Linked DNA regions of Homo sapiens: region 1 is linked to region 2. Evidence: chromatin loops called from intact Hi-C (ENCODE). Cell type or tissue: breast epithelium. All regions are shown on one strand. Links, peaks and the distances in the headings refer to the core of each region. The heading gives the core; the rest is flanking DNA. Region 1 holds the start of LOC124903026 (a long non-coding RNA gene). Region 2 has its middle 130 kb from the start of TBX5-AS1.

The links. A loop is a pair of places that touch in the nucleus more often than their neighbours do. Peaks named below come from ENCODE experiments on the same cell type or tissue, not always from the same donor. Only the 100,000 strongest peaks of a DNase experiment are listed, where the experiment ranks them.
Region 1: a loop joins it to region 2, with 37 times the contacts of the local background. A loop is called at or near these places in 1 of 110 quality-filtered maps.

What each region holds. Positions count from the first base shown.
Region 1 is chr12:114,605,840-114,622,099 of GRCh38, reverse strand. LOC124903026 (a long non-coding RNA gene) reads right to left here and starts at 703. Exons shown (of 2, transcript XR_007063470.1): 1 at 89-703. RefSeq lists a silencer at 3,175-3,359. In breast epithelium, for the core only: no CTCF peak of the experiment used is centred there; no DNase peak of the experiment used is centred there.
Region 2 is chr12:114,528,111-114,544,370 of GRCh38, reverse strand. No RefSeq gene overlaps it. Among named protein-coding and RNA genes, the nearest start is that of TBX5-AS1, 130 kb to the right of the region's middle. RefSeq lists an enhancer at 14,782-14,951. In breast epithelium, for the core only: no CTCF peak of the experiment used is centred there; a DNase peak (open chromatin) is centred at 9,024.

The sequences.
Region 1 (16,260 bases), core at 5,625-13,624, 77 kb before region 2:
CTTTACCTGGGGTGAGTGTTACTTATCAAAAGCATGTGGGTTCTGCAGCCAGAGAGACATGGGTAGGAATTCTGGTTTCTCCACTTACTTGCAATGTGATCTTGGTCCTTCAAGTCCTAATTCTGCATCTATAAAGCAGGGATATCTTCCAAAGCAGCTGTTTTAAAGATTAAATTAGATGATGTCTCTGCCCAGTGACTTGACACATAGTGTTCCAGGTATCCTTATCTTTGTGGCAAGCTGCCTTAAAACTTAGTGGCTTCAAATAGCAACAATAGCATTTTGCTCATAGATGTACAACCTGGGCAGGGCTTGGTGAAGACTGTTTCTCTCTGCTCCACTCAGCAACAGCTGGGATGGCTCAAAGGTTGTAGGCAGAGATCATCAGAGCGCTCACTCATTCATGTGTCTGCTGGTTGATGTGGGCTGCTGGTTGGTAACTCAATTGAGGCCATTGGCCAGAACATCTACCATGTGGCCTCCCCATGTAGCTTGGGCTGCCTTACAACATGGTAGCTGGATTTCAAGGGTGAATGTCCCAAGCGAGAAAAGGCTCAGATGGAAGCTCTATCATTGTTTATGACCTAGACTCAGAAGTCACACAGCCTTCCTTCTGCAATATTCCATTCACTGAGCCAGTCACAAAGGCCTGCTTAGGTTCAAAAGGAGGAGAAGTAGCTCTGTCTCTCGATGGAAGGGTGCCAAGTTTCTGGAAGAGATTATGGCATCAGAAATATTGCTTTAATCACTTTTGGAAAATACAAATTGCCTTTTTTTTTTTTTGAGACAGAATCTCACTCTGTTGCCCAGGCTAGAGTGCAGTGGCATGATCTCGGCTTACTGCAACCTCCACCTCCCAGGTTCAAGCGATTCTCCTTCCTCGGCCTCCCGAGTAGCTGGGACTACAGGCACATGCCACCACACTCAGTTAATATTTTGTATTTTAGTAGAGATGGGGTTTTACCACGTTGCCCAGGCTGGTCTCAAACTCCTGAGCTCAGGCAATCTGCTCACCAGGGCCTCCCAAAGTGCTAGGATCACAGTGTGAGCCACTGTGCCCAGCTTAAATTTCCTCTTTTAATGGGTGCCAAAGAAAGAGCAATTCTTAAGATCCCTCGCTCTCTGAGCATTACAAATGTATTTTCTTTTTTGTTTGCTTTTTGTTGTTTTTGTTTGTTTGTTGAGACAGGGTCTTGCTCTGTTGCCCAGGCTGGAGTGCAGTGGCACGATCATGGCTCACTGCATCCTTGGCCTCCCAGACTCAAGAGATCCTCCCACTTCAGCCTTGTGAATAGCTGGGACCACAGGCACGCCGCCATGCCTGGCTAATTTTTAAATTATCTGTAGCGACAAGGTCTCACTCTGTTGTCCAGGCTGGTCTCGAACTCCTCTGCTCGGACCATCTGCCCACGGTGGGCAAACTGCTGAGATTACAGGTACTGACCTACACATATATTTTCTAAGACATATATATTCTCTTACCTATAAGACAGGAATAAACAATACCTGCTTTGTGGAGAAGTTGGAAAAATAACAAATAGCATATGAAAAGTCCTGATAGGTAGTAGGTGCTCAATAAAGAGTGATTAAACTAGCAACTCATGGCCAGATATGGTGGCTGACACTTGTAATCCCAGCACTTTGGGAGGCAGAGGTGGGAGGATCACTTGAACCCAAGAGTTCAAGACCAGCCTGGGCAACATAGTGAGACCTTGTCTCTACAAAAAACACAAAAATTAGCCCGGCGTGGTGGCGCACAGCTATAGTCCTAACTACTCGGAAGGCTGGGGTAGGAGGATCGCTTGAGCCCAGGAGGTCTAGGATGCAGTGAGCTATGATCATGCCACTGCACTCCAGCCCAGACAACAGAGTGAGACACTGTCTCAATAAATAAACAAACAAACAAACAAACAAATAAAATAGTAACTCACATTTGAACACATAGATACAGGCAGGGGAACATCACACACCTGGGCCTGTCGGAGGTCGGGGGCAAGGGGAGGGAGAGCATTAGGACAAATACCTAATGCCTGCAGGGCTTAAAACCTAGATGATGGGTTGATAGGTGCAGCAAACCACCATGGCATATGTATACCTATGTAACAAGCCTGCATGTTCTGCACATGTATCTCAGAACTTAAAGTAAAATTTAAAAAAATAGTAACTCATATTTATTGAGCCATTGCCAGGTACCAGGCACTACTTTCTGAACACTTCATTGTATTTTTTTTTATTTAATCCTCAGAAGAACCCTATTATATAGGTCGTATTATTGTTACTATTTTACAGATAAGGAGGCTGTGGCTCAGAGAAGTTAAGCAACAAGCTTAAGGGTCACAGAGCTAGTTATTAGGACTCCCAGGATTCAAACCGAGGCAGTGCCTCCAGAGCATGAATGCTTTCAAACACAACACCATACTTCCTCTTAATGATGTTGTTTTGTTCTCAGTATAAGGGTTTACAGTGTGACCCAGTGGAAATTACTAAACCCATAGACCCAAGAGACAGGAGGTAAGCTAGAAAAGTCAATTAAAGGCTGAGACTTGATGGGCATCTGGTGCCAGTGAGGTGAAGGCTGAGGTTGGTTTGTGCCTTACACAGCCATGATCAATAGATCATGGATGCCTACAAATGACACCCTGAGCAGGTAGACGTGAGGATTCCTGGTCACCTCTTGGCTGAATCCAGCTAGCTACTGAGGCAGTCTTTTCCCAGTATCTGCTCAGCTACCACTTTGCCCTGCCAAGAAGTTGAGCTTTTATTACATATATAATTTTGCCTTGGTTTTATGGCGAAAGTAATATGGATTCATTGTAAAAATGAAAAGGCAAAAGTATATACAGAAAAAAGGAAACATTTTAGCTGGGCATGGTGGCACATGGCTATAGTCCCAGCTACTCAGGAGGCTGAGTGGGGAGGATCCCTTGAGCCCAGGAGGCTGAGGCTGCAGTGAGCCAAGGTGGCACCACTGCACTCCAGTCTGGGTGACGGAGTGAGACCCTGTCTCAAAAAAAAGAAAAAGAAAAAGAAAGTAAAAATTTTCTCTAATCCCTTATCCTCCAATGTCACTCCCCAGAGGAAATCACCATCTGTAGTTTAGTGAGTAGCCTTCCTCATTGTTTTATTTAATTTATTTATTTATTTATGTTTTAGACAGGGTCTCACTCTGGCTGGTTGCCCAGGCTGGAGTGCAGTGGTACAATCATGGCTCATTGCAGCCTCGACCTCCTGGGCTCAGGTGTTTCTCCCACCTCAGCCTCCCGAGCAGCTGAAATTACAGGTGCACGCCACCATGCCTGGCTAATGTTTTAGCAGAAATGGGGTTTTGCTGTGTTACCCAGGTTGGTATCACACTCCTGGACTCAAGCATTCTGCCCACCTTGGCCTCCTCGAGTGCTGGGATTACAGGCATGAGCCACTGCACCTGGCCCTTCGTTTTTTTTTAAATATAGAAAACATTAAATAAGGCAAAACCTATTTTGTTGCAACTTGCTTTTTTTTCTTCTTCCATATAACAATATATCAGGGACCTCTTACCATAACAGTACATCTAAACTGCTGCTGAGTGCTCCATAATACAGCTGTGCTTCTGTTTATTTCACTAATCCCCAGTTCATGGACACTGAGGTTGTTTTCATTTTTTTTGTTGGTTATAACCAATGCTGCAACAATTACATTGTTGTATGCCTGGGTGAGTATTTCTGAAGGATAGATTGTTTTTCAATTTTGTTGTAAATTTTAGATTCAGGGGGTACATGTACAGATTTGTTACATGAGTATGTTGTGTGATGCTGAGTTAGAGATTCAATTGGACCCGTCACCCAAACAGTGAGCATAGTACTTGATAGGTAGTTTTTCAGTTTTGCCTCCTCCCCTCCCTCCCCACTTCTAGAGTGTCTGTTGTCCCCATCTTTATGTCCATGTGTACCCAATGATTAGTTCCCACTTGTAAGAGAGAACATGGGGTATTTTGGGGTTTTGTTTCTGTGTTAATTTGCTTAGGATCATGGCCTCCAGCTGCATCCATGTTGCTGCAAAGGACATGATTTCATTCTCTTTTTTATGGCTGCATAGTATTCCATGGTGTATATGTACCACATTTTCTGTATCCAGTCCTAGGTTGATTCCATTTCTTTTATATTGTGAATGTGCTGTGATGAACATGTGAGTGCAGGTGTCTTTTTGGTAGGGAAGGATGGATTATTAGAAATAAAAGCCAGGTGTGGTGGCTCATACCTGTAATCCCAGCACTTTGGGAGTCCAAGGCAGGCAGATCACAAGGTCAGGAGATTGAGATCATCCTGTCTACGATGAAACCCCGTCTCTACTAAAAATACAAAAAATTAGTCGGGTGTGGCAGCGGGTACCTGTAGTCCCAGCTACTCGGGAGGCTGAGGCAGGAGAATGGCGTGAACCTGGGAGGCGGAGCTTGCAGTGAGCCGAGATTGCGCCACTGCACTCCAGCCTGGGTGATGGAGCGAGACTCTGTCTCAAAAAAAAAAAAGAAAGAAAGAAAAAAGAAATAAAAGACATAGGCCAGGCATGGTAGCTCACACCTGTAATCTCAGCAATTTGGGAGGCTGAGACAGAAAGATTGCTTGAGCTTGGGAGGTCAAGGCTGCAGTGAGCTGTGATTGTGCCACTGCACTCCAGCCTGGGTGACAATGAGACCCAGTCTAAAAAAAAGAAAAAGAAAAGACAAAAAAAAAAAAAAAAAAACAAGAACAGCAAAAAAATAAAAATCAGCAAAAACCAACAAAAAAGCACTGGTAGGGGACCAGTGCTACCTGGGGTCACCTCCCAAATAAACCACTTGCCTTCACATCGTTGTCCCAGGGTCTGATACTGGGAAAACCCAGCCCAGGGGAACGCTCTTCCTGTACAGTTGCTTCCCACGAATACACAGATGACATGGATGCACCTCCTAATCCCAACCCCTGTGCTGCTTCTTGGTTTCTCTCCAACGTCAGTGCTGGAAGTGACCTATCAAACAGCAAGGATGGGTGTTGAGGCCTCCAGGATGTAGTCACAGAGGGAGAATACAAGACTATATTGGCAGGCCTAGATTCCCGTTCTTGCTCTTTTACCATGAGCTGGTGGATCTGAGGCATGCCACTCATTTCTTCTGAGCCTCAGTTCTCCCCCTTACATAATGCCTGGTCTTATTGGTGGTTAAGATGAGATCATCTAAAGCTGCACTTTTGTTTAAAATTAAACATAAGGGCTGGGTGTGGTGGCTTACATCTGTAATCCCAGCACTTTGGGCGGCCAAGGATGGAGGATCATTTGAGCCCAGGAGTTCAAGACTAGCTTGGGCAACATAGTAAGATCTTGTCTCTACAAATAAAGAAACGTAAAAAGTTAGCCAAGCTAATTTTTTGCAGTGATCTCAGCTTTTTGCAACTTCAGCCTTCCGGTTTCAAGTGATTCTCCAGCCTCAGCCTCCCAAGTAGCTAGGATTACAGCCACCCACCACCATGCCCGGCTAATTTTTGTATTTTTAGTAGAGATGGAGTTTCACCATGTTGGCTAGGCTGGTTTGAACTCCTGACCTCAGGTGATCCACTCACCCTCAGCCTCCCAAAGTGCGGGGATTACAGGCATGAGCCACTGTGCTCGGCCTGGAATGTCTTCTTTGAAGGCCTTCCCTGAATTCTTACTTTGGATTTTATTTCGTTCAGCTTAGTCGATTGTCTTTTTTTTCCCCTTCTTTTGCGATTGGCTTTCCCTGTCACTAGACTGGAGGTCAGTGGTGGCACGATCACGACTCATGGCAGCCTCGATGTCCTGGGCTCAAGTAATCCTCCCACATCAGCTCATGGGGTCGCTGTAACCACAAATGCACACCACCAGGCCATGCCTGTGTGGCTAATTGTGTGTGTGTGTGTGTGTGTGTGTGTGTAGGGACAGGGACTTGCTATGTTGCCCAGGCTAGTCTTGAACTCCTGGGCCCAAGTGGTCCTCCCACCTTGACCTCCCAAAGTGCTGGGATTACAGATGTGAGCCACCATGCTCCTTCAAAAAACATGTTTTGTTTTTGCATTAATATGAAAATGTAATAAGAAGATATTAATATGAAAAAATTCAAACAAATACAAAACGAGAGTGAATGGCTTCATGGACCCCATGTACCCACTACTCATAAATTAATTACTGATTTTGAAGTTACTTGTAACTAATGGCTAATCTCAGGGTTATCTATAACTCTACCAAAGGTAACTGCTATCCAGACCTTTTTTTATTTTTTTTTTTGAGATGGAGTCCAGCTCTGTCGCCCAGGCTGCAGTGCAGTGGTGTGATCTCAGCTCACTGAAAGCTCTGCCTTCCGGGTTCAGGCCATTCTCCTGCCTCAGCCTCCTGAGTAGCTGGAACTACAGGCACCCGCCACCACGCCTGTCTAATTTTTTTGTATATTTAATAGATACAGGGTTTCCCCATGTTAGCCAGGATGGTCTCGATCTCCTGACCTTGTGATCCGCCCGCCTCGGCCTCCCAAAGTGCTGGGATTACAGGCATGAGCCACCGCGCCCGGCCTATCCACATGATTTTGAAGCAAATCTCGCAAATATTAAACACAATTCCTACTATTCATAGCGGAGACATTTCCTCTAGCAGCTGGCAGAGAAGGAGAGGAGCAGGAGCTATTCTCAATCACCACTCGAGATACCCAAAAGCGTGTGAGAAGAATGGAGTTATCTGTGGGCACAGGGAGTTGTGCCCAGATTTGAAGAGTTTCCAAGTCAACAGATAGATCTCATGTGACCTGTGACCTCAAATTGAGCAGGAACTGGCCACCGAGGCATTGGGTGTCCCTGTCACCTCTGCTCTCACCTAAGGCTTTGATGCTACAGACTGAGATAGCTGCTCAGCCATAAATCGCACGCATTGAGAACTTCAGTTTCAACAGCTTTGTGATTCTCCCTGCCCTCTCCACCCTGTGATGTTGAAATTTGTTGCTTTGCTCCATGTTCTAGCCGTGGGTGTAATTATTGTAGTGGGACCAGCAATTAACCTTCCACAGAGTGACCAGTGACTCTCTGGCTGAGTGTCCTGTGGCAGAGGGAGACAGCTTGTCGGGTTCCAGCGGAAGTGCTGGGATGTCTGCTCTCAGGGAGGAGGCGGTGGGCAGAGGACACTGGGGCCAAGGAAGGGTCAATTTTTCCCACTGGTCTCTCCAGAATGAGAGCAGGGAGGGTATCTCTGAAATTCACGAGGGAGAGTAATATCTTCATTTGCATTTTGGAGATGCTGAGCCAGGCTGGAAAGTGTCCCCCTTCTGATTGTCTCTTAGAAAGTCCTTTATTTACAAACAGTTCCTGTCACATAGTAAACACATACATATTTCTTTATTTTTATTTTTTGAGACAGGGTCTTGTGCTCTGTCACCCAGGCTAGAGTGCAGTGGTGTGATCATAGCTCACTGCAGCCCCGACCTCTTAGACTAAAGCAATCCTCCACCTCAGCTTCCCAAGTAACTGGGATGACAGGCATGCACCAAAATTTAAAAAAAATTTTTTTTAAAAAGAGATGAGGTCTTCCTATATTGCCAGGGCTGGTCTGGAATTCCTGGGCTCAAGAAATCCTCCCACCTCAACCTCCTAAAGTGTTGGGATTACAGGCGTGAGCCATCACGCCCCGTCCTGCCAGTAAATTCTCTCCCTAAGAAGGGAAATAATTCTGACTTCTATTCTGACTTCTCTTCTGACTTCTATTGCCATAGATAATTTTGCCTATTTTTGAACTTCATACAAATAGGACCACACATTATGTTCTCTTTTATGTCTGGTTTCTTTCAGTCATGTCTGTGAATTAATCTAACTTATTGCACGTGGCTCCAGTTTGTTCTTTTTCATGACTGTATAGTATTCCATTTCATGAGCATACCGCATTTATCCTTTCTGTTCTCAATGGACATTTGTTTTGTTTTGTTTCCCAGCTTCGAGTTGTAGCAAATAAATCTGCTTAAAATATTCTTATGCATGTCTTTTGGTGCACATAAGCACTCATTCTAGGGGGAGTATGCCTTTAAGAGTGAAATTTCTGGGTCATGGGAACATACATGTGTTCAGTATTATCAGATACTGCCAAGCAGTTTTCCAAAGTGATACTGCCAATTCACATTCCCAAAAGCATTGTGTCCTATTGCTCTACAGCCTTACCAGTTGTTAGTACTGACAGTCTTTTTTAAATTTTATACATTCTGGTGGAGGATCATGAGACATAAAAGCTAGAACTAGTGTGTGATACAGTGTGACAAGAAAAATTATGAACGCATTGTATTCACAACATCCAAGGACACTTTTGGGTCAAGCTTTCTTCCTATCCCCACTTTTGGGCTTCAGATTTTGGCAATCACTGGAAGGGACTTAAAGCTGGAGGTAGGGAGAAAATAGAAAGATTTGCACTATCTTAAAGGCTGAAGATAGGAAAAAGGCAACATATTTGAAATCAGCCTCACAGTAGCTCCTACCTGTTGGCTAACTCTTTCCTCTGATGTGTATGTCATAAAGGCCAAGCTTATCCATTGGACAGAAATTCCTGTTGTAACTTATGTAAAGTCCAGCTGCCTGTGGTCCAGTCCCCTTCGGAGTTGCATTCACAGCAATAGCAATCTGGTAGGGATGTCTGCTTCTGTAGGATCATTCTGAATTAAGGTATCTACTGTGATGAGAAGCATATCTGCATGTGTGCTAGAGACAAGAGTGACCTTGGCCTTGATCCAGGCGATGTCCCCCAAATGCTAGCCAGCATAAATTTCCACAAGCATGATCATAATATGTTATAAGTTCCGCTTCTAGTAGGTAGGTATTCCGGAAATATTCTAATGGCTGCATATGAATCCATCCTTAAATCTCCCCAAACTCTTGTTCACTCATATTTCACTGGATAGAAACCATGAACACTTAGCTTAGCCTAAGCTATATCAGATATGCCCAACTCTTTTAAAAATAAATATATTTTTAAAATTTGAGTAGTATTATTTTGAGAAAAAAAATTTGCAACAAACCAGAGAATTTGGGTGTGAAGTGATCAGAATTTCCAACCATTCTCACAGAATGGTGGGGATATATCACTGAAGAAGAAACACATGAACAAGAAAAATAAATGTAATTTCTGATCTGACTCATATGTACATATATATGTGAATGTATATACATGAGTTCATATATATATACACATTTACATATATATACATACATATATACTGTATTTAGTTTCTGACCTTATACTTTATATATATGCATGTATATAGTGTTTGTCTATATGCAATTGTGTATGTAAATTCATACATACAAATGTATGCATATATGTATGCATCTACTGTGCATAGGTATATATATGAGTGCATGTATACATATGTATATATGTGTATGTATGTATACATATATCTGCAATTACATGATTAGCTTTATTAATGTGACACATGGTTCTTATATATTGATTAGAAGAAGAGGTTAACTCTCTCTTTAGAAAGTCTAGAAGATGTTCCAGTGGCCTCTCTAGAACATGTGATGAGATGCTACCACTTTCTTCATGGCCAATGTCATGGTTCAAAGAGGCACTAAAATATACTAGTTGGGAGCACCAGGATCTCACAGACTTGGGGTTAAAAACTCGCTCCCTGCTGATGAGCCATGGTGTGTTGGGACTCTCTGAGCCTCTGTTCCTTTTTCTTTTTGTAAAGCGGGAGTAGCAATACCATCCTCTTGGGATTTTTGTGCCCTTCAAACAGGATGTTATGTGCAGGGCCTGTGTACATGCACATCCAGTGCCTGGTGTACATGAAGCACGTGGTGAGTGTCAGCCGCACTCATCATGATTCCTATGTGGGTTGAGGCTGATTTCCCATTCTGGCTGCCGTGTGGGAAGTGGGTCGGAGTGTGCTTTGGGTGGGGCGTCAAGTCCTCTGGTGGAAGGGAAGGGATAGGGTGTTTGAGATCTGTGAGAACCTGAAAAAGAGCTACCAGGGGCCACTGAATGCTTTATCCTTTTACTGGGACAAGGGAGGTGGGAGATTTTCTGGCACCTGGTACCTGGCAGACAAGAGGGAAACGGTGAGAGAGATTCAGTGAGAAGTATAAAATCTTCCTGTTTATGCTCATGTTTGTCTTCTTCCTGTGTGATGTAACCTCTGGGGGCCATGAGACTCTTTATTATATTAAATATCAGGGGGCATTGAACTGGAGTTGTGCTACATACACTGTGCTGGGAAATGCCATGAAATGGTAGGTTATCGGTAAATAATGATCCCTTCTCTTTTCTTTAGAAGTCAACATTCCCCTACAGGTATTATCATCTCATGTCATCTTGTGACCTCTTGATGACTTCTCATTTTCACAATGGGAATGAGCTCAGAGTGTGGGAAAAAAAAAAAAAACAAACTTCCAGGCTGACAGTGAGGAGCTCTGTGCGGGGCCAGAGTCCAAAGTCTTCATTTGCTCAATGTAAATATCCACACTGTGTCCCTGCCACTCAGTTCAAGCTTCAGGAATCACTCAGACACAGCATAAAGAAACCACTGCGTAAAGGAGTCACCCTATTCATAAGTGACTTAAAATGTGCAGAATGGAAATAACCTAAATAGACTGGGCACAGTGGCTCATGTCTGTAATCCCAGCACTTTGGGAGGCCGTGGCGGGTGGATCACTTGAGCTCAGAAGCTTGAGACCAGCCTGGCCAACATGGTGAAACCATGTCTCTACTAAAAATACAAAAATTAGCTGGGCGAGGTGGCACACACCTGTAGTCCCAGCTACTCGGGAGGCTGAAACAGGAGAATCACTTGAACCCAGGAGGCAGAGGTTGCAGTGAGTCAATATCGTGCCACTTCACTCCAGCCTAGGCAACAGAGCTAGAATCTGATCTGTCTCAAAACAAAACAAAAAGAAATGTCCAGGAGATGGGGATGAGTTGAAACTATTTATTTATTTATTTATTTGAGATGGAGTCTCACTCTGTCGCCCAAGCTGGAGTGCAGTGGCAGGATCTTGGCTCACTGCAACCTCCGCCTCCCAGGTTCCAGTGATTCTCCTGTTTCAGCCTCCTGGGTAGCTGGGATTACAGACACATGCCACCATGCCCAGCTAATTTTTTATTTTTAGTAGACAGGGTTTCCCCACGTTGGCCGGGCTGGTCTCAAACTCTTGACCTCAGGTGATCCCCCCCACCTCAGCCGCCCAAAGTTCTGGGATTACAGGTGCGAGCCACCATGCCTGGCTGAGTTGAAGCCTTATAGCATGTTTGTAAAGAATATTATACTGACAGAAAAACAATTTGTTTACCTGTATGATTGACTTAGGAAGACAGCTGTAATATTTTCAGTAAAAAGGTTGGTTAGAAGATAGCATATTTAATATTCTTATAAATGTTAATAATGTTTTATCTCTGGGTGTTGGATTATGAGAGTCCTTTTTTTCCCCTAACTGCTTATTTGTATTTTCTATTTCTCCTGCAGCAAAGTTGAATTTCCTGTGTAATTAAAATAATAAAAGCAAATATAAAATAGACAGAAAAGTAAAACTAGATTTGTCCCCTTAAAAATATGTCAGGATTAGGCAGGACACAGTGGCTCATGCCCATAATCCCAGCAGTTTGGGAGGCCGAGGTGGGCAGATCACTGGAGGTCAGGAGTTCAAGACCAGCCTGGTTAGCATGGTGAAACCCCATCTCTACTAAAAATACAAAAAATTAGTCGGCGGTGGTGGCAGGCACCTGTAATCCCAGCTACTCGGGAGGCTGAAGCAGAATTGCTTGAACCCTGGAGGTGAAGAAGGTTGCAATGAATTGAGATCGCACAACTGTACTCCAGCCTGGGGCAACAGTGAGTCTCCATCTCAAACAAACAAACAAACAAAAAAGGTGTCAGGATTAAAGAAGGGGCAGTTATCTGCCCAGTGATGTGCTACCTGGTAAGTAATAGAGCTGAACCCAGGTCTCCTTGTTCTCATACTGAATCCAATAAAGGAGGCCACTATCCACTGGAAAAAAAGAAAGTCATGGCACATGAACACCTGCTCAACATCAATAATCATCTGGCAAATGTAAATCAAAACCACAAAGATATACCACTTTACATCAATTAGGATGGCTACTATTAAAAACAAAACAAAACAGAAAACACAAGTGTTGGCTGGGTGCTGCAGCTTATGTCTGCGATCCCAGCACTTTGGGAGGCCGAGTCTGGAGGATTGTTTGAGGCCAGGAGTTCAAGACCAGTCTGGGCAACCCAGGGAGATCCCATCTCTACAAATAACACAAAAAATTAGTTGGGTATGGTAGCAGGTGCCTGTAGTCCCAGCCACTCAGGAGGCTGAGGCAGGAGGATTGCCTGAGCCTGAGAGGTTGAGGCTGCTGCGTGAGCTATGATTGCAGCACTTCACTCCAGCCTGGGTGACAAAGTGAGAATCTGTCTCAAAAGAAAATATAAATGTTGGCAAAAATGTGGAGAAATTGGAACCCTTGTGCACTCTGGTGAGAATGTAAAATGGTGCAGCTGCTAAAACAGTAGGGCAGTTCCTCAAAAAGCTAGACATAGACTGTATTAGTCAGGGTTCTCTAGAGGGACAGAACTAATAGGATAGATGTATATATAGAGGGGAGTTTATTAAGGAGTATTAACTCACACGATCACAGGGTCACAATAGACCTTCCACAAGCTGAGGAGCAAGGAAGCCAGTCCGAATCCCAAAGCTGAAGAACTTGGAGTCCGATGTTCAAGGGCAGGAAGCATCCAGCATGGGAGAAAGATGTAGGCTCGGAGGCTGAGCTAGTCTAATCTCTCCATGTTCTTCTGGCTGCTTTTATTCTGGCCGCACTGGCAGCTGATTAGATGGTGCCCACCTAGACTGAGGTTGGGTCTACCTCTCCCAGTCCACTGACTCAAACATTAATCTCCTTTGGCAAAACCCTCACAGACACACCCAGGATCAACACTTTGCACCGTTTAATCCAATTAAGTTGACACTCAGTATTAACCATCCATAGACTGACCGTATGATCCAGCAATTCCACTGCTGGGTGTCTACCCAAAAAAATTGAAAGCAGGGACTCAAAGATATATTTGCACACCCATGTTTATAGCAGCACGTATCACAGTAGCCAATAGGTGCAAGCAAGCCAAGTGTCCATTAACAGATGAGTGGATAAACAAAATGCAATGTATCCATGTAATGAAATAGTATTTGGCCTTAGAAAACAAGGAAATTCTGACACGTGCTACCACATGGATGAACTTTGAGGACACTACGCTGAGTGAAATAAGCCAGACATAAAGAGACAAATACTGTGTGATTCCACTTATAGGTGGGACCTAGAGTCATCAAACTCGTAGAGATAGAAGGTAGAGTGCTGGTTGCTAGGAGATGGGTTGGAGAGTGGATGAAAGCTTATTGTTTCATGGGTGAAAGTTTGAGTTTTATAAGATGAAAGAAGTTCTGAGGATGGACAGTGATGGTGTTGACACAGCAGTGTGAATGTATTTAATGCTACTAAACTGTATATACACCTAAAATGGTTGAGATGATAAATTTTATATTAAATGTGTCTTACAACAATTTAAAAAAATAAGGTGAGGGGAAATTAAGCAATGGGTCAATGAGGTGTATGTTTTAGATTTTGTGTGAACAAGGCCAAAAAGATTATAATTTTTTAAAAATATCACATCTGGGAGAAGCAGGCAGAGATAGAGGCTGTCAGAAAAATAACATGTTAAGAATACATGTTTGGCCAGGCTCGGTTGCTCACCCCTGTAATACCAGCATTTTGGGAGGCTGAGATGGGGGATCACTTAAGGTCCGGAGTTCAAGATCAGCCTGGCCAGCATGGTGAAATCCTGTCTCTACTAAAAATACAAAAATTAGCCGGGTGTGGTGGCAGACATCTGTAATCTCAGCTACTCCAGAGGCTGAGGGAGGAGAATTGCTTGAACCCAGGAGGCGGAGGTTGCAGTGAACTGAGATCACACCACTGCACTCTAGCCTGGGTGAGAGACAGGGACACTGTATCAACAACAACAACAAAAAACATTTTTTTTCTCTAATGGAGTCAGACCATTTAAACCATCTGTTGTGCTAATGACAATCTATCATTCTAAGATTAGTTAATCCTTGTACTATATTCTCTATGTAATGAGAACATTTCTCTTTCCTATTTTTATATTTATTTATTTCTTCGAGATATAGTCTCACTTTGTCACCCAGCCTGGAGTGCAGTAGCATGATCGTGGCTCATTGAAACTTCAAAATCCTGGGCTCAAGCGATCCTCTTGTCTCAGTCTCCTGAGTACCTGGGACAATAGGTATGAGCCACCCCACCCCTATTTTACGCTTTAAAAAAAAAAAAAAAAACCTTATAACTCTTGTTTTCACCAAAAGTGTTGATAGAAAAGAAGTGACACAATATTATATCAGAAAATTTCAACACAATCTCTTTTTTCTATCTTATGGCTATTAAATTACCTGTTCTTTGTGTTTGTTTGGTTTTATTGCATAAATATTATTAACACTAAGCATTCAGAAAAAGCAACACATTTTCTTTCTGCCAATTTTAATGAAGGATTTTGATGGCTGGAGAAATATCAAACAGGTGAAGAAGCTTATGAACACCATCAGAAAGTACTGAGCTGATCAAACCCAAGACGTTTACAGTGGTTGCTATGGACCCCTTTAGCAGTTGGGAAAGCTCCAACCCCATTTCAGGATAATGTTTTTCATGACGTAAAATGCATAGGAAGGAAACCAGTTCTATTAAAAAAAAAGTACATAGAAATACGTGGCCGGGCGTGGTGGCTCATGCCTGTTATCCCAGCACTTTGGGAAGCCGAGGCAGGTGAACCATTTGAGGTCAGGAGTTTGAGACCAGCCTGGCCAACATGGTGAAACCCCATTTCTACTAAAAATACAAAAAAAAAAAAAAATTAGCCCCGGGCAGTAGTGGCGTGTGCCTGTAACCCCAGCTGCTTGGGAGACTGAGGCAGGATCGCTTGAGGTTCGCTTGAGGCAGAGGTTACAGTTAGCGGAGATCGCGCCGCTGCACTCCAGTCTGGGCGACAGAGTGAGACCCTCTCTTAAAAAAAAAAAAAAAAAAGCCCAAATAGAAATATGTGAAGTAAGAGGAAGAAAGTGAATGTTTATGAGGTTCCACTAGGCACCAGAACCACGTTATGATTTAATCTTCACAATATCCTATTGTAGAAGGAAGCGTTACTATCATTATTATTGTCATCCTCTTTCTGTATATGAGGAAACTAAAAATCAGATAGGTGATGTGACTTATTGAAAGTCACACACTGATAGGGTTTGGCTGTGTGTCCCTGCCCAAATCTCTTCTTGAATTGTAGTTCCTGCAATTCCCACGTGTTGTGGGAGGGATCTGGTGGGAGGTAATTGAATCCTGTGGGCAGTTTCCCCCTTACTGTTCTCGTGGTTGTGAATAAATCTCACGAGATCTGAAGGTTTTATAAGGGGTTTCCCCTTTCACTTGTCTCTTATTCTCTTTTTGCCCGCTGCCATGTAAGATGCCCTTTTGCTCTTCCTTCATCTTCCACCGTGATTGTGAGGCCTCCGCAGCCATGTGGAACTGTTAGTCCATTAAACCTCTTTCCCTTATAAATTACCCAGTCTCAGGTGTGTCTTTATTAGCAGCTTGAGAACAGACTAATACACACACCTAGTAGGTGATGGATGGGATTCAAGTCTGGGGCTACCTGACTCTAAAGGCCAGGAAAAAGAGAGAGAAATTAAAGAAGAATTGGTGAAAATAGTGGCAGATTAATAATGATGATAATGATGGTGGTGGTGGTGAGGATGATGATAATGATGGCAGCTAAAGCTTATATAGGCACTGTGTTAAGAGCTTTCCATGTTAACTCCTTTAATTCTCTCAACAACACTGAGGCAGATAATCTTATCTCCATTTTACAGATAAAGAAATTGAAGCACAGAGAGGTTAAGTAACTTTCCTAAGACCACACAGCTCATCAGTGACAATTCAAAGTCAAGCATGACTATGCTCTACTGCCTCTTGGACTAACATTAACAGTGGGCCAGACACTGTGGCTCACGCCTGTAATCCCAGCACTTTGGGAGACCAAGGCAAGTGGATCACATGAGGTCAGGAGTTCGAGACCAGCATGGCCAATATGGTGAAACCCCGTCTTTACTAAAAATACAAAAATTATCCAGGCATTGTGGCACACGTCTGTAATCCCAGCTACTCTGGAGGCTGGGGCAGAAGAATCGCTTGAACCCGGGAGACAGAGGT
Region 2 (16,260 bases), core at 4,409-12,408:
AAGTAGCTGGTCGTATAGGAAAGCAGCAGCACACCTAGCTAATATTTATTTATTTATTTTATTATTGTTACTATTTTGAGACAGAGTCTCCCTCTGTTGCCCAGGTCAGAGTGCAATGGCTCCATCTCGGCTCATTGCAACTTCTGCCTCTGGGTTCAAGTGATTCTCCTGCCTCAGTATCCCAGGTAGCTCGGATTACAGGTGTGCACCCCCATACCCAGCTAATTTTATTTTATTTTTCTTTAGTAGAGATGGAGTTTCTCCATGTTGGCCAGGCTGGTCTCAAACGCCTGACCTGAGGTGATCCACACACCTCCGTCTTCCAAAGTGCTGGGATTACAAGCGTGAGCCACTGTGCCCGGCCTATTTGTTCACTTTTTGTAGAGATGGGATCTCACTGTGATGGTGAGTTTAGTCTCTAACTCCTGGGCTCAAGCGATCCTCCCACCTTGGGCTGAGAATGTGCTGAGATTACAGGTGTGAGCCACCTCGCTCTACCCCTGCCTTTATCTTTTACAGGTATTACCCCGAATAACTCCCTCCCACACTCCTAACTCTGTCTCTCTCTGCCTCGCAGGGGAACCAAACTGACCCCAAATGCCAGCTAGCTAGAATAAAAATAAAATAAAATGAAATAATAGTGTGACAAATTGCCATCCTTCTTTACATGTGGATTGGCAACTTTCTTTCACCTTTAACCTTTTTTAATCTGTGAGATTACTATGCATAGATTAAACCAGTAAATTTGAAAACATAGATGAAAATAATAATTTTCTAGAAAAATATAAGTGATCAAAATGGATTTGCTTATTTGTTTTACATAGAGGCCCTCCCCACCTTAACGATATGTCAAGGATGTTTTTCATGTCAGATCTTAAATGTGTACTTCTTTCTCTTATTTATTTTGTATTTATTTATTTATTTTCCCAGACAGAATCTCGCTCTGTCACCCAGCCTGGAATGCAGTGGCGTGATTAGGGTTCATTACAGCCTCTACCTCCTGGACTCAAGTGATCCTCCCACCTCAACCTCTCGAGTAGCAGGGACTATAGGCATGAACCACCATGCCTGGCTAATTTACTTTTTATTTTTTGTAGAGATGGAGTCTCATTATGTTGTCTAGGCTTGTTTTTAACTCCGGAGCTCAAGCAATCCACCTGCCTGGGCCTGCCAAAGCGCTGAGATTACTGGCATGAGCCGCCATGCCCGGACTTTGGGTCTTATGTTTGTTACCTTTAAATTCGAAATGAGACTGGTTCCTACCTGCCTACCTGTGGGGCTGCTATGAGAATTCGATGCACAAGGTAAGTGCCTCGCACATGCTGAGGGCTCCAGAAGTGATTCTTTACCTGCTCATCTTCCTTCTTCACTTTCAAAGGGCTAAATGTTTTGGCAGATGACCAAGTTGTATTTGAATATTGATACGGTTTGGCTGTGTCCCTGCCCAAATATCATCGTGAATTGTAGTTCCCATAATCCCCACATGTCACGGGACAGACTGGGTGGGAGGCGATTGAATCATGGGGGTGGTTACCTCCATGCTGTTCTTAAGATAGGAGTTCTCACAAGATCCGATGGTTTTACAAGGGGCTTGCCCCTTTGCTCGATTCTCACTGCTGCCGTGTGAAGAAGGATGTGTTGGCTTCCCTTTCCTCCATAATTGTAAGTTTCCTGAGGCCTCCTCAGTCATGCTAAAGTGAGAGTCAATTCAACCTCTTTCTTTTATAAATTACTCAGTCTCAGGTATGTCTTTCTTAGCAGTGTGAGAACGGACTAATACAGACATCTTTTATCCAATAGACTTTATTATTTTTCAAAATATGTAACCAAAATAAATGCATTCAGATACAAGTTTGAATCATATGAAATTCCCTGTCTTCAACCATTTTGCACCTGTGAAAATGGCAATTTCATATGGTTCAATTTAATAGTTTAAAAAATAATGTAGCACCTAAAAATCTCAAAGTAAAATATAGCCCTCTCCTCCCCTATCTGTCTCCATATGGCCCCTTCTCAGAGGCAGCCACATTAAATACCTTAGCTGATCCACGAGGCAGCCACTTCTACATGTCTAAATGAGATGCTTCCACTCCTATTGCACAGTTTACCAACATTAACTGTTATGTATTTATTTCTGGTTGGGATAGATGTGGATTTAGCTCCCTTTACACCCCACCTCCTCTTTTCTCATTTTCTCATCATTGTTATATTTTTAGTCAAACCATTAATCAGTCTTGACATCACTCTGACTACAGAAAAGGCATGATGAGATTTTAACCAAGGTGAACCTTGCCAGTAAAGCCCTGAATGGGGATTTCTGAGCAGCTGCAGCTGCAAGAATTCTACTCCTCAGCTCTTGGCTTTGCTGCTCCCTGGTCACCTTTTACATCATGTATGCAGACAGTGCCAAGTTCCCCTGAGAAGATGCTGAAGGGCCTGGCCGGCTCGTGGGCCCCTCCCTGTACACACCAGGTGGTTTCTGAGTGGCCCTGCAATATATTGTGCATCTTTTTTTAAAAAAAAAACCGTTATATTGAGATATACTTCATATGCTGTACAATTCATCCATTTGAAGTGTGCAATTCAATTGCTTTTGGTGTGTTCACAGTATTGTGCATCCATCAATATGATCAATTTTAGAACATTTCCACAACCCCTAAAAGAAATCCTACCCCTCATAGCCCTCATTCCTAAATCCCCACTGCTTCGCCCAGCTCCAGGCACCACTAATCTTCTTTCTCTTTCTATAGCTTTGCCTATTCTGGACATTTCTTATAAGTGAAATCTTACACTGGGTCCTCCTGGCTTCTTTCACTTAGCATAATGTTTTCAAGGTTCATAAATACTGTAGTATATATCAGTACTTAATCTCTATTTATTGCCAAATGATATTCCATTGTATGGCTATAGCACATATTATATATCCATTAGTCAGTTGATAGGTATTTGGGTAGTTGCTACTTTTTGGCCGTTATGAATAATGCTGCTATGAACATTCTAGTCCAAGTTTTGGTGTGGACTTGTGTTTCATGTCACTTAGGTAAATACCTAAGAGTGGAATATCTAGGTCATGTGTTTACTCCACTTTTAACCATCAGAGGGACGTTCAGTCTCTTCCAAAGCAGCTGCACCATTTTACATTCCACCAACAACGTACAGTTAGTCTCCATATCATTGAGTTCTGCATCCAAGGATTCAGCCAACTGCATATTGAAACATAAACCAATAAAACCAATAAGAATAACAATACACTAAAAAAAGATAAAAAGGAAAGTATGACAATTGTTTACATAGCGTTTACATTGTATTAGATATTGTAAGTAATCTAGAGATGATTTAACATATACAGGATGAAGTGTGTAAGTTATACGTGAATGTTGTGCCACTTTATATAGGGGACTTGAACATCTACAGATTCCGGTATCCTCAGGGGGTCCTGGAACCCATTCCCTAAGGATAGGGAGGGACAACTGTGTAAGGGTTTCCATTTCCCCACATTTTTGCCAACACTTGTTATTATCTGACTTTTGGACTACAGTCATCGCAGTGGGTGTGAAGCAGTATCTCATTGTGGTTTTGATTTGCATTTCCCTGATGTTAATGATGTTGAGCATCTTTTCCCACACTTATTGGATGCTGTGGCAGGGTTTTTTCTACCATTTTTACTGGAATAGATGTGGCAGATTTTAACATTCGTCTGAATCAGTTCAAACATTTGCAAAGCAATCATGACTGTCTTGATTTGCCTCTGCTAACCCCCCATCTAATGACATGACTTGAAGTGGCAACCCATACTTCCACCCTCGCACCAAGACCACTTTTCTTATCCTCTCCTCTGGGCTAGTCAAGGCATCATGAAATAGAGATTTTCTTTAAAAGAAAGAGATTTTTTTAAAGTTGTTTTATAGTAAAATGAACACAGTTATTTAAAAGACAGGTGTTTGTGTTAGTTTCCTGTTGTTGCTATTTCTGTCTAGCAAATTACCACACACTTAGTGAGTGGCTTCCAATGCCATCCATTTATGAACTCAGAGTTTTGTAGGTTAGAAGTCTGGAACAAAATGACTGAGTTCTGTACTTAGGGTATCATAAGGCTGAAATCAGTGTCAGTTGGGCTATGTTCTTGCCTAGAGGATCTGGGGAAAAGTCTTCTTTCACATTCATTGCTATGGGTGGTGGCATTCAGCTTCTTGTGGCTATAGATCTGAGGTGTTTGTTTCCTTGCTGGCTCTCAGCTGGGGCTGCCGTCAGCTCCTAGAGGATGTCCCCATTCCTTGCCGGATGCCCCCTCCATGCTCAACCCAACATGGTGCCCTGAAACTTTCTTTTTCTTTTGTGAGACAGTGTCTCACTCTGCTACCCAGGCTGCAGTTCTGTGGTGCTATCACAGCTCACTGCAGCCTCAGCCTCCCAAGCTCAAGAGATCCTCCCACCTCAGCCTCCTCAGTATCTGGGACAACTGATGCATGCCACCACATCCAGCTAATTTTTGTACTTTTTGCAGAGGTGGTGTTTCATCATATTGTCTAGGCTGGTCTCAAACTCCTGGGTTCAAGCAATTTGCCTGCCTCCGCCTCCCAAAGTGCCGGGACTTCAGGTACATGCCACTGTGCCCGGTCTGAATCTTTCTTAAGCTCCTAATCCCTGATGTCTTTGTCTCTGACCTCTGGACCCAGATTTAAAGGACTTATGGCATGCCCATTGGCTAAGCTCTCTTTGTTAAGGCAACTGTGCCATGTGACGTGACCTAATCACAGGAGTGAGATCTATAATGTTCAAAGGTCTGGTGACTAAATAGGACGTGTACACCTGGGCAGGGGTGTCTTGGGGAATCATCTTAGAATTCTGTCCAGACATCCACCATATGTATGCATTTTAGAATGACGTTCATAAGAAAATATAATTGAAATTCAGGAGTGGCCTTTGAAAGAGCTAACTTTAGTTATCTGGAAAATGTACTTCTATGGAAGCCTTCACTTCCTGATAACATAAGGCAGAGGAAGTGTCATCATAAATGCGAAGACCCAGCATGGCAGTGAATTGATGGAGTTCATTATGCGGCAAGTATATTGACAGAGCTGTTTCCTTGAGCAAGAAATACCAGCAAAAATGCACAAAAAGTGAACATGTACAACAAAACTGAGGGTTTAATTAAACAAAAATTTTTTTTGACCCCATGGACAGAAGATTTTCCTAAAATATGATGGACTTTTCTGCTTTCATTTACTAAATCTGAATGATGTTTTAGAATTCTGCAGAGCTTCTGGGTGTTTGCCATTGGCCATTTAGGCATCTGTCAAATTCCTAAAGATGCAAAGCATTATGGAATTACGAAACACAGGCATAAACCCTGTCCAGCAGAGGTGCAAGGTTGCCTGGATGCGAATAGACAAATTTATAGAGATAGAAAGAAGATTAGTAGTGGCTAGTTCCTGGGAGGAGAAAGGAACGGAGAGTGGCTGTTAATAAATATGGAATTTTGCAGAAAGAGGATCTAAATTAGACAGTGGTGATAGCTGCACAACATTTTTTTTTTTTTTTGAGACAAAGTCTCACTCTGTTGGCCAGGCTGGAGTGCAGTGACATGATCTCGGCTCACTGCAACCTCTGTCTCCTGGGTTCAAGCAATTCTTGTGCCCCAGCCTCCCGAGAAGTTCTGATTATAGGTGGGTGCCCCCACGCCCTGCTAATTTTTGTTTGTTTTTTAGTAGAGAGGTGTTTCACCATGTTAGCCTGGCTGGTCTCGAACTCCTGGCCCTATAAAACCAACTGCCTTGGCCTCCCATGCTGCTGGGATTACATGGGTGAGCCACCACACCCGTCCTGAATTATAACTTTAAAAGGGTGAATATACTAGTATATAGGTTATATTTTAGTAAAGTTGTTATTAAAAAAGAAAAATTAGCTGCATATAGGAAAAGAATAAACCCAAGAACAGCTTTTAAAAAATAAATTCCTGGCTGGGCGCCGTGGCTCACACCTGTAATCCCAGCATTTCGGAAGGCCGAGGCGGGCGGATCACGAGATCAGGAGATCGAGACCATCCTGGCTAACCCAGTGAAATCCCGTCTCTACTAAAAATACAAAAAAAAAAAAAAAATTAGCCAGGCGTGGTGGTGGGCACCTGTAGTCCCAGCCCCTCAGAAGGCTGAGGCAGGAGAATGGCGTGTACCTGGGAGGCGGAGCTGGCAGTGAGCTGAGATAGCGCCACTGCACTCCAGCCTGGGCGACAGAGAGAGACTGCGTCTCAAAAAAATAATGTAAATTCCACAAAGTAAAGGCAATTTTTAAAAATGCTTTATATCTACCTGTCTAGCCTGTTATCTATCTGTCTAGTGACTAGCAGATTGCTGAGTACACAGGGACTTATTTGATTATAAATATTTATCAATGATCTGGACTAAAATGATAACAAATAAGTTAACCCTTGTTGCCAAATTGCATATGGAAAAATTCATTTGGGGGAAGGAAGGATATCACTGCTATGATTTTAATGGACATCCATTTATTTATTTAGTCACTTATCAAATATTTATTGAGCACCTACTATGTGTCAGGCTCTGGGGATACCATGGTTGACAAGACAGTATGGTATCTGCCTAGCAGGAGGTCACAGGGTAGGTGGTGAAAAATAAGGATATTCTAGAAGCATTCTAGAAGCAAGTATTTCATAATATTTTATGATGCCATCTCATGATGGGAGCTAGAATAACTGGTCCTCTGATGAATTGCAGGCGGATGGGCAAATGAACTTTGTGGTATAAATAAAAATTGTTAAAAGAGTGCATCCCTTTGCTTTAACAAATTTACTTTTGAAAATAAATTACCAGAAAGGCACCTATGCTCAGCACTATACCACCGGCCACTTGGAGACAAGTTATTAGAAAATGGCATAAGGGTACAGAAACTAACAATCTGAGTTCAAAAAATGTTCTTTATAGAAACAAACCAGTGTTGGCCAGGCAAGGTGGCTCATGCCTATAATCCCAGCACTGAGAGTCCGAGAAGGGAAGATTGCCTGAGCTCAGGAGTTCGCGACCAGCCTGGGCAACATGGTAACACCCCATCTCTACTAAAAATACAAAAATTGACAGGGTGTGGCGGCACACACCTTAATCCCAGCTACTCAGGAGGATGAGGCACAAGAACTGCTTGAACCCGGGAAGCAGACGTAGCAGTGAGCCAAGATCACACCAGTGCACTCCAGCCTGGGTGACAGAGCGAGATTCCATCTCAAAAAAAAAAAAAAAAAAAGAAAGAAAAGAAAAACAAACCAGTGTTTGTTAGGGAATTGGTTAAATATGTTTAATAGATTCATGTGATACAGCGCTAAGTAGCTATATTATTTTCTGAGGGCTTCCATAACAAATGACCACAAACTGGATCACTTAAAACAATGAAGATTTCTTCTCTCCCAGTTCTGGAGGCCAGAGTCTGAAATGCAGATGTTGGCATGGCCAAGTTCCTTCTGAAAAGCCTTGAGGCAGGACCAGTTCCATACCTCTCTCACAGCTTTAGGTGGTCACTGGCAATCCTTAGCATTCCTTCACGCTATAGTTTGGTTTGTGTGTCTCCTCCGAATCTCATGTGAAAATCTGATCCCCAGTGTTGGAGGTAGGGCAGAATGGAAGGCTTCTAAAGCAACCCTGATTTCTAAACACCCATGACCATCGGTCATGGGGATGGATCCCCTCATGAATGCCTTGGTGCTGTCCTTGCAGTAATGACTGGGTTCTTGCTCAATCAGTTCCTGCGAGAGGTGGTTGTTCAAAAAAGCCTGGAACCTCCTTCCTCTGTCTCTTTCTTTCTCTCTTGCCATGTGATCTTCACACAATTCAGCTCCCCTTCACCTTCCACCATGAGCGGAAGCTTCCTGAGGCCCTCATTAGAAGCAGGTGTTGGTGCCATGCCTCCTACACAGCCTGCAGAATTGTGAGCCGAATAAACTTGTTTCCTTTATAAATTACCCAGCCTCAGGTGTTCCCTTACAGCAACACAAATGGACGGAGACACTTGGCTTGTAGCTGTAGTGCTCCAACTTCTGCCTCTGTCCTCACGGGGTCTTCTTTCTCCTATGTCTCTGTGCCCAAATTTTCTTCTCATAGGAAACCAGTCACTGGATGTAGGGTCCACTCTAATCCAGGGAGACCCCATCTTAGCATGATTACATCTGCAAAGACTCCATGTGCAAATAAGGTCACATTCACAGGTTCTGGGTGGACATAAATTATTGGGAGACACTATTCAACCCAAAACAGTAACCATCAAAATAATGTTGGAAAAAGTCCACAATTTATTAAGTGAAAAAAAAGCGTACTACATCATAATATAAATTTATTTTTGTAAAAACAATAAAAATTGCTTGTGTGAACAGCATGTTACTTGCTGTGTTCTCCCAATCTCTGATCCTTATCATCCGAGCGCAAGGAAACATTTCATGAGACAATAGAAAACTCAAGGTCTTCTGATAGTCCCGAAAAAGTGACCACATTAAAAACTATAGGCCAACAAGGTGAAAACTCATCTCTACTAAAAATACAAAAAATTAGCTCTGTGCGGTGGCAGGTGCCTGTAATCCCAGCTTCTCTGGAGGCTGAGGCAGGAGAATCACTTGAACCCCAGAAGCAGAGGTTTGCAGTGAGCTGAGATCATGCCATCGCACTCCAGCTTGGGCAACAAGAGCGCAACTCCATTTCAGAAAAAAAAAAGCAACAACAAAAATAACTAGAAGAATTTATTTGATACAAATGAGTTATGTAATTATGAAATAATTGATTCTGATGGGGAAGTCGTGGGTATATTCGGAATTGACAGCTAAGTACAAATTTTGAAATCAAGAAGAGGAAATAAAAGTGACAGAGACATTGATGGAAAACTAAATAAAGATGGAATGAGGAGCTAATGAAGCATCTTTGGATGATGTGAGCAGAAACAGCAGTAAATGACAAGGCCCGGGCATTATCGTAGTGGTTTGGGCATGAGGCCAGCTCTCCATGTCTGTGCTACCTGACATTTGGGAGGAACTTCCCCTCCCTTTGCAATGTCAAGTTCAGCTGGGCCACAAGTACTGGAGCCCTCAGTTGAAGCTGCCAAAGTTCTGTCACTTTGTGCTTTCCCGGTGGCAAAATGGGAGATTCCTGAGCAAATTAAATTTCTCCAGTGGAGGAGGGTAGGAGAAACACAGCATTAGCAAAGGTGCTGAGTTTTAAACCCAAATCTCATTTCTATGATGGCCTTAGCAGGCATGCAGACTTGACTTTTGAAAGACACACACCTGTGCATATGCGTGTACACACACAGACACATGTCATCTTGTGCGATTAGTATGTGCTCAGCCCAGCACTATGGAACCCTCATGGGCCAGACCATGTGGGTTCTAATCCCAGCAGAGCCACCCACTAGGGTTTACCTCTGGGCAAATTACTTAACCTCTCTGTGCTCTAATTTCCTCACTTGTAAAACAGGGTTAAGATTATTACCCTCTCCACAGGGTTTTACAAGGCCTCATTAGCTTCCAGTATTAATGATTTTAAGTTGCTTCATGTATTTAGTTAATTTGGTCTTCACAGCAAATATTCAGCAAGGACAAAACAATTGGAACTTACTGGATGTGGTGGCTCACACCTGTCATTTCAGCACTTTGGGAGGCGGAGGCAACTGAATCACTTGAGTGCAGGAGTTTGAGATCAGCCTGAACAACATAGTGAGACCCTGCCTCTACAAAAACTACAAAATTAGCTGGGTGTGGCGGCACCTGCCCGTAGTCCCAGCTACTCAGGCGACTGAAGTGGGAGTATCTCTTGAGGCTGGTAGGCAGAGGTTGCAGTGATCTGAGATCACATCACTGCACTCTAGCCTGGGTGACAGAGTGAGAACCTGTCTCAAAAACAACAACAATAATTTAGATTTAGAAGAAAGAGTCTTTGGCTGAAAATCTGGAGGTGTTGAGATGAGGCTGAGTCTCCAGCCCTGTTACCCCCTCACTGGGTAGTGAGCACAGGTCACCCTCTATCTCTGGGTGGGAGCTCCTTGTTGCCAAATGCAGGTCTTGGAGTTGACCTGAGGTTTCTTCATGGTGCTCTAAGGTACTCACTTTAAGGAGAAGAAAACAGGGAGGGAGTGAGTCCCAAACAACTTCTAAGGCAATTCTGGTTTTTAAAAAAACTTTCAACTTTGAGAACAGCATTGATTCACATGCAGTTGTATGAAATAATACAGAGAGATCCCATATATACCCTCACTCAGTTTTGCATATCTTGTACAACATCATGACCAAGAAATTGACATTGATGCAATCCACTGACCTTCTTCAGATTTCACCAGTTTTCCATGTGCTCATTTGTATGCATGTGTGTGTTCAGTTCCATGCAACTTTATCACATGTAGATACGTGGGACCATCACAGTGAAGACACAGAACAGTCATTACAAGTATACCTTTGTGCTACCCTAGTAAAGCCACACCTATTTCCCAGGGTCCTCGCCTCCCTAATCCCTGACAATCCCTATTCTGTTCTCCATCTCTAGAATTTTGTCATTTCAGGATTATATAAATAGGATGGATCATGCAGTACATGACCTTTTGAGATTGGTTTTTCCACTCAGTTAAGTTCCCTTGAAATTCCTGCAAATTGTGTTATTCATCAGTGCTTTATTTTTCCTTTTCGTTTTTTTCTTTTCTTTTCTTTTCTTTTTTTGGAGATGGAGTTTCGCTCTTGTAGCACAGGCTAGAGTGCAATGGCACGATCTTGGCTCACTGCAACCTCTGCCTCCCCAGTTCAAGCGATTCTCCTGCCTCAGCCTCCTGAGTAGCTGGGATTACAGGCACCTGCCACCACGCCTGGCTAATTTTGTATTTTTAGTAGAGACAGGGTTTCTCCATGTTGGTCAGGCTGGTCTCGAATTCCCAACCTCAGGTGATCCACCCACCCCAGCCTCCCAAAGTGCTGGGATTACAGGCATGAGCCACCACGCCTGGCCCTATTTTTCCTTTTTATTGCTGAGTAGTATTCCAGCAGCTCTTATTTTAACTGCTACACATATTGGTCTTGCCTGAGAGATTTCATTTAAAGAAAGGCTTCCTCAGCTCCAAAAGAATAGTTTGAGAACCATTGAATATAACAATTAGATTGCAAAATTTTAAGACCCTGGTTATGACATAGATAAATATAATCTCTACATTAAAATTTATATAGCTGTTTCCATTTAACAGTGAAATAGATCCCCTAACCCTCATAGGTATAATTTTATCTAACCTTGGACAGAAACAAGAGAGAACAGGATTGAGACAGAGAATTTATTCCTGGCGGAGAATTTAAGAGTTCCCAGTCTTTTAAACTTAGGAGAAAAAACATCTTTGGTTATCTCTGTTAGTATAACTTCTCTTTGCTTTTCCTTCTCTTTTCATTCCATTGCCTGGTGGTATTTTCCCTCAATTCCCTAAATGCTATTCCAAAAAAAAAAAAGTGACTTTAAAAAAACCTTTGTTAAAAAAAAGTGTTTTTTTTTTTTTGAGACAGTCTGACTCTTTCACCCGGGCAGGAGTGCAGCGGCGCAATCATGGCTCACTACACCCTCGACCCCCGGGTGCCAGTGATCCTCCCACCCCAGCTTCCTGAGTAGCTGGGACTACAGGCGGGTACCACCATGCCTGGTTAATTTTTGTATTTTTCTGTAGAGGCAGGGTTTTGACATATTGCTCAGGCTGATTTCAAACTCCTGGGCTCAAGCCTTCCTCCCACTTCAGCCTTCTAAAATTCTGGGATTACAGGTGTGAGCCACTGCACCTGGCCTAAAAAAGGTGAAATTTAAAAGCCAGTAGAATCTAGGGTGGCACTCAAGCCTGTGTATTTGGAGGAGCAACTTGAGTGGCATCGTTGACTAAGGCGAACCATGTTCAGGTTTCAGAGACACGAGTGAGGACAATCTGAACAGCCTGCATCTGTTCACATTACAGCGCCCTTCCTGCAACCATGCCTGAAAGGGTCCCAAGTCCTTCTTTATGCATCATTTCCATCTATCATATCATATCATTTAAGACACTCTGCCGTGATGTCTAGGTCCTCTTTGTTCAAGGGGCCACCCGGAGGGAAAGATCTGGGACGTGGCCAACATTTGATGATGTGAGGGTGAATGAAGATAATGGGATTAGCCAGGCTTGGTGGTACACACCTGTAGTCCCAGCTACTCAGGAGGCTGAGGCAAGAGAATTGCTTGAACCCGGGAGGCAGAGGTTGCAGTGAGCTGACGTGACGCCACTACACTTCAGCCTGGGTCACAGAGTGAGACGCCATCTCAAAAAAAAGGTCGGAGGGCGGGATTTAATGAACCTGAGTTTATGTCTAGGGGACCATCAGAAGAAAAAAACCGATGCGTGTAAACAAAGGTATAGGCATAAAGGTGTAGAAGAATACGATAAGAGGTTGAGTGCAGGCCGAGGTGGGAGGACTACTTGTGGGCAGGAGTTTGAGACCAGCCTGGGCAACATAGTGTGATTCCCATCTCTGTTTTTTTTAATTATTAAAAAAGAGTAGGATAAAAGTACTTTTATTTGTCCAGAAAAATAATATAAATACAACCGGGTATGAACTTAGTTTCTCTCCACTTTCCCCAAGAGGTGAACGGAGATTTTCAATCTCTCTGGAGTATGAAAGTGCTATCAAAATCCCATAAAATCAGTGATGTTCATCATAAAACATGCCATCTGTATTAGTTATTGATTGCTGCACAAAACATTACCCCAAAACTTAGCGGCTCAAAATAACACACATTTATTACCACGCTGTTCCTGTGGGTCAGGCATTTGGACACAGCTTCACTGGGTCCTTTTCTCTGGGATATTTTCCTGGAGGCACTCAGGCTGCTGGCCAGAGCCTGAGTTTCATTTGCAGGCTCAGCTAGGAAAGGACCCACTTCCCAACTCGCCACATGGCTGTTGGCAGGCAGGATTTGGATTCTCACTGACTGTTGGCCAGAGGCCACCCTCATTTTCTTCCTTCTTTTTTTTTTTTTTTTTTTTTTTTTTTTTTTTTTTTTTTTGAGACAGGTTTCACCGTTGCCCAGACTAGAGCGCAGTGACAAATTCGTGGCTCAACTGCAGCCTCGAACTCCTGGGCTCAAGCAATCCTCCTGCCTCAGGCTTCCAAGTAGCTGGGATTATAGGCACGCACCACCATGCCCAGCTAATTTTTTATTTTTATTTTTTGTAGAGACGGGGTCTCACTATCTTATCCAGGCTGGTCTTGAACTCCTGAGCTCAAGCAATTCTCCCGCCTCAGCCTCCCAAAGTGCTGAGATTACAGGTGTGAGCCACTGCACCTGGCCTCCACCCTCTTTTTTTTGTCATGTGGGCTTCTCCAACACAGATTCTTGCTTCATCAAATCGTGCCAGCTCAGAAGGCAATAGAGAGATTCTGCTAGCAAGACAGATGTCACAGTCCCTTATAACCTAGATATTGAAGAGACACCCCATAACTTGTGCCATCTTCTATCATTTTGAAACAGGTAATAAGTGCAGCCTATATTCAAGAGGTGGGGGGTTAAACAAAGGTGTGAATACCAGCAGGAAGGGATCACTGGGGGCCCTTTGAAAGGCAGGCCACCTTCATACCACCCTTGTGTTTGTTTATAAAAGAGAAAAATGACAACTCTTTCACCATGATAGAAAATAAAATCGTGGGCAAACTAAGAGACCTTAGTTTAATCGCCCAACCGATGGTATGCCAGTCTTGCCATCTCATGAACCATCTCGTCCAGCCCTGGGGCCTGTTTGTGCAAGCTACCTCTTGCACTGACTTCCTTCATTGGGTAAACATCTTTAACTTTCTTTCAGTCCTTCAGAATTTTGAATATGATCAACTAAATTTTATTTCTTTCTCGTTACGATCGTCTGAAATCATGTCAAAACAAAAACATCTCATTTTCCCACCCACTGGGAAACTATTCAAAAGCATGGGCTTTTGAATAGTTCTGATAATCTTTGTCCAATTGTACACCTCCCTCTGCCTATTTCCTTTTCTCCTGATTCAGAATTTGGAGAAGTAATAAACACAGAAGAAGAAAATCAGCCTCACTCACATTTGTGGACGTGCAAATTCTAGCCACAAAAAGTCTGCGATTCATATACAAAACTGGCAAAGAGGAAGCATGTGGGTTACACTTATTGTTGTTAAGGATGTGAGGAATGCAAAACTGGAGAGCAATTTGGCAGATCTGATAAATGCAAAAGACTCACAGTTTATGACACTCATAGCAATTTCCAGGAATTTCTCTTACAGCAATTCTCATAGAAATGTGCAAAGATGCAATTATTAGGATGTTCACTACATCATTGTTTATGTACTACAAAGTATGGGAGAAGCTGAACAGGAGTCACTATTGTCCCATGGGTAGGAGAAAGAATGATACCCTATTGAACTCTATTTAAAGTGATGACAATGGACAAATGACACACATCTGCCCCTTCCCTCCCCTCTATTACACTCCCTGGATATTTTCACTGTCTTAAGCCTAAGGGTAGCATGCCAATTCTTCAAACTGCAACTTGTTTTACTTTTAGGGGATTTGAATGCAATTTCTCCTTTTTAAAAACTGGTTTTTTAAAATTTATTTTTGAGACAGGGTCTTGCTGTGTCCCCCAGGCTGGAGTGCAGTGGCACAGTCATGGTTCACTGCAGCCTCAACCTGCTGTGCTCAATCAGTCCTCCCAGATCAGCCTCCCAAGTAGCTGGGAGTACAGATGCTCATTACCATGCCTAGATAATTTTTAAATTTTTTGTTAAGATGGGGTCTCACTCTATTGCCCAGGCTGATCTCCAAAATATTGCATGATCTCATTTATAGGTGGAATCTAAATAAGTCAAATACATAGAAACAGAGAATGGAACAGTGGTTACCAGCTCAAGCTCCTCCCACCTTCACCTCCCAAAGTGCTGGGATTACGGGCGTGAGCAACTGTGCTTGACCTGGATACAATTTCTTCATATGCATTCATTCATTCATTCAGAGTGGATCCAGTTGTATCCCCAGGAACGTTTCTGAGCCATAGGGTGTCTCAGCTTGAATTTTTTTATCCAGAAGCAGACCCAATAAAAGGTTGTGAGTGAAAGTAATTTGGAAGGTGGATGACAAAATGAGACAGGGCAAGATAACAACCAATACGGTGTTTGAAAGCATGTTGCTAGTGTGGGCAGCTGGCATTTGGTCCCACTGCAGACCTCGGAAAGACTGCATAAAACATTTCTCAGAAAAATGTCTCAGAGTCAGCCCAGGTGAGAGGCAAGAAAAGCTGAAATATTTATTCACTAGCTTCCATCTCTCACGAATCAAAGAGTACTCCCAGGGGATGACTCTCTGACCTACCAGCCTGTCCAGTATGTGAACCTGGCACTCCTGCAGGCAAAGAAATCCCCCAGGGCAGAGTCACAATGTTTGCAGTAAGAAGCCACTGGCATGTATGGAAATAGTGAATGTTAAGGGAATCTAGGTGGGGCCCACAAACTGTCTGCCACAGAAAAGTAGGACAAGGGATTAGACAGACATGGCCCTTACCCTCATGGGTTTACATTTTCCTGGGGCACCGATAATAAGCAAACAAAATAAAATAAATGGTGCATTGAAGAAAATATAAGTGTTACATAACAGAGAATGAAGGAGGCAGAGGCTCCTACTCCAAATAGAGAAATTCTGGAAAAACATGTAACCAAAAGTGTTTAACATACAGCAAATCTCAAATGTAAGAAGGGGAACTCTTCGGGTGGCAAAAATATAAGAGGGTTTGCAAGTGATAACAGGAAATGGGAGTTAAAATCAATGGGCACATTGGGAACTCTTGTACCCTATTGGTGGGAAGGTACATTAGTACAGCCTTTACAGAAAACAATATAGGGGTTCCTCAAAAAATTAAAACTTGAACTACAATATGACCCAGCAATCCCTCTGCTGGGTATATACCCAAAGGAAATGAAATTAGTACCCTGAAGAGATATCTGCAGTCCCATATTCACTGTAGCATTATCCACAATAACCAAGACATGAAGACAACCTAAGTGGATGACTGGATAAAGAAAATGTTATACACATACACACACACACACACACACACATACACCCACACACACACAAACACACGCACACACACCATGGAATATGATGGAGCCTTAAAGAAGGTGACTTTGCCATTTGCAACAATATGGATGATTGTGTAGGATATTATACTGAGTTAAATAAGCCAGACCCAGAAGAAAAAAATATTGCATGATCT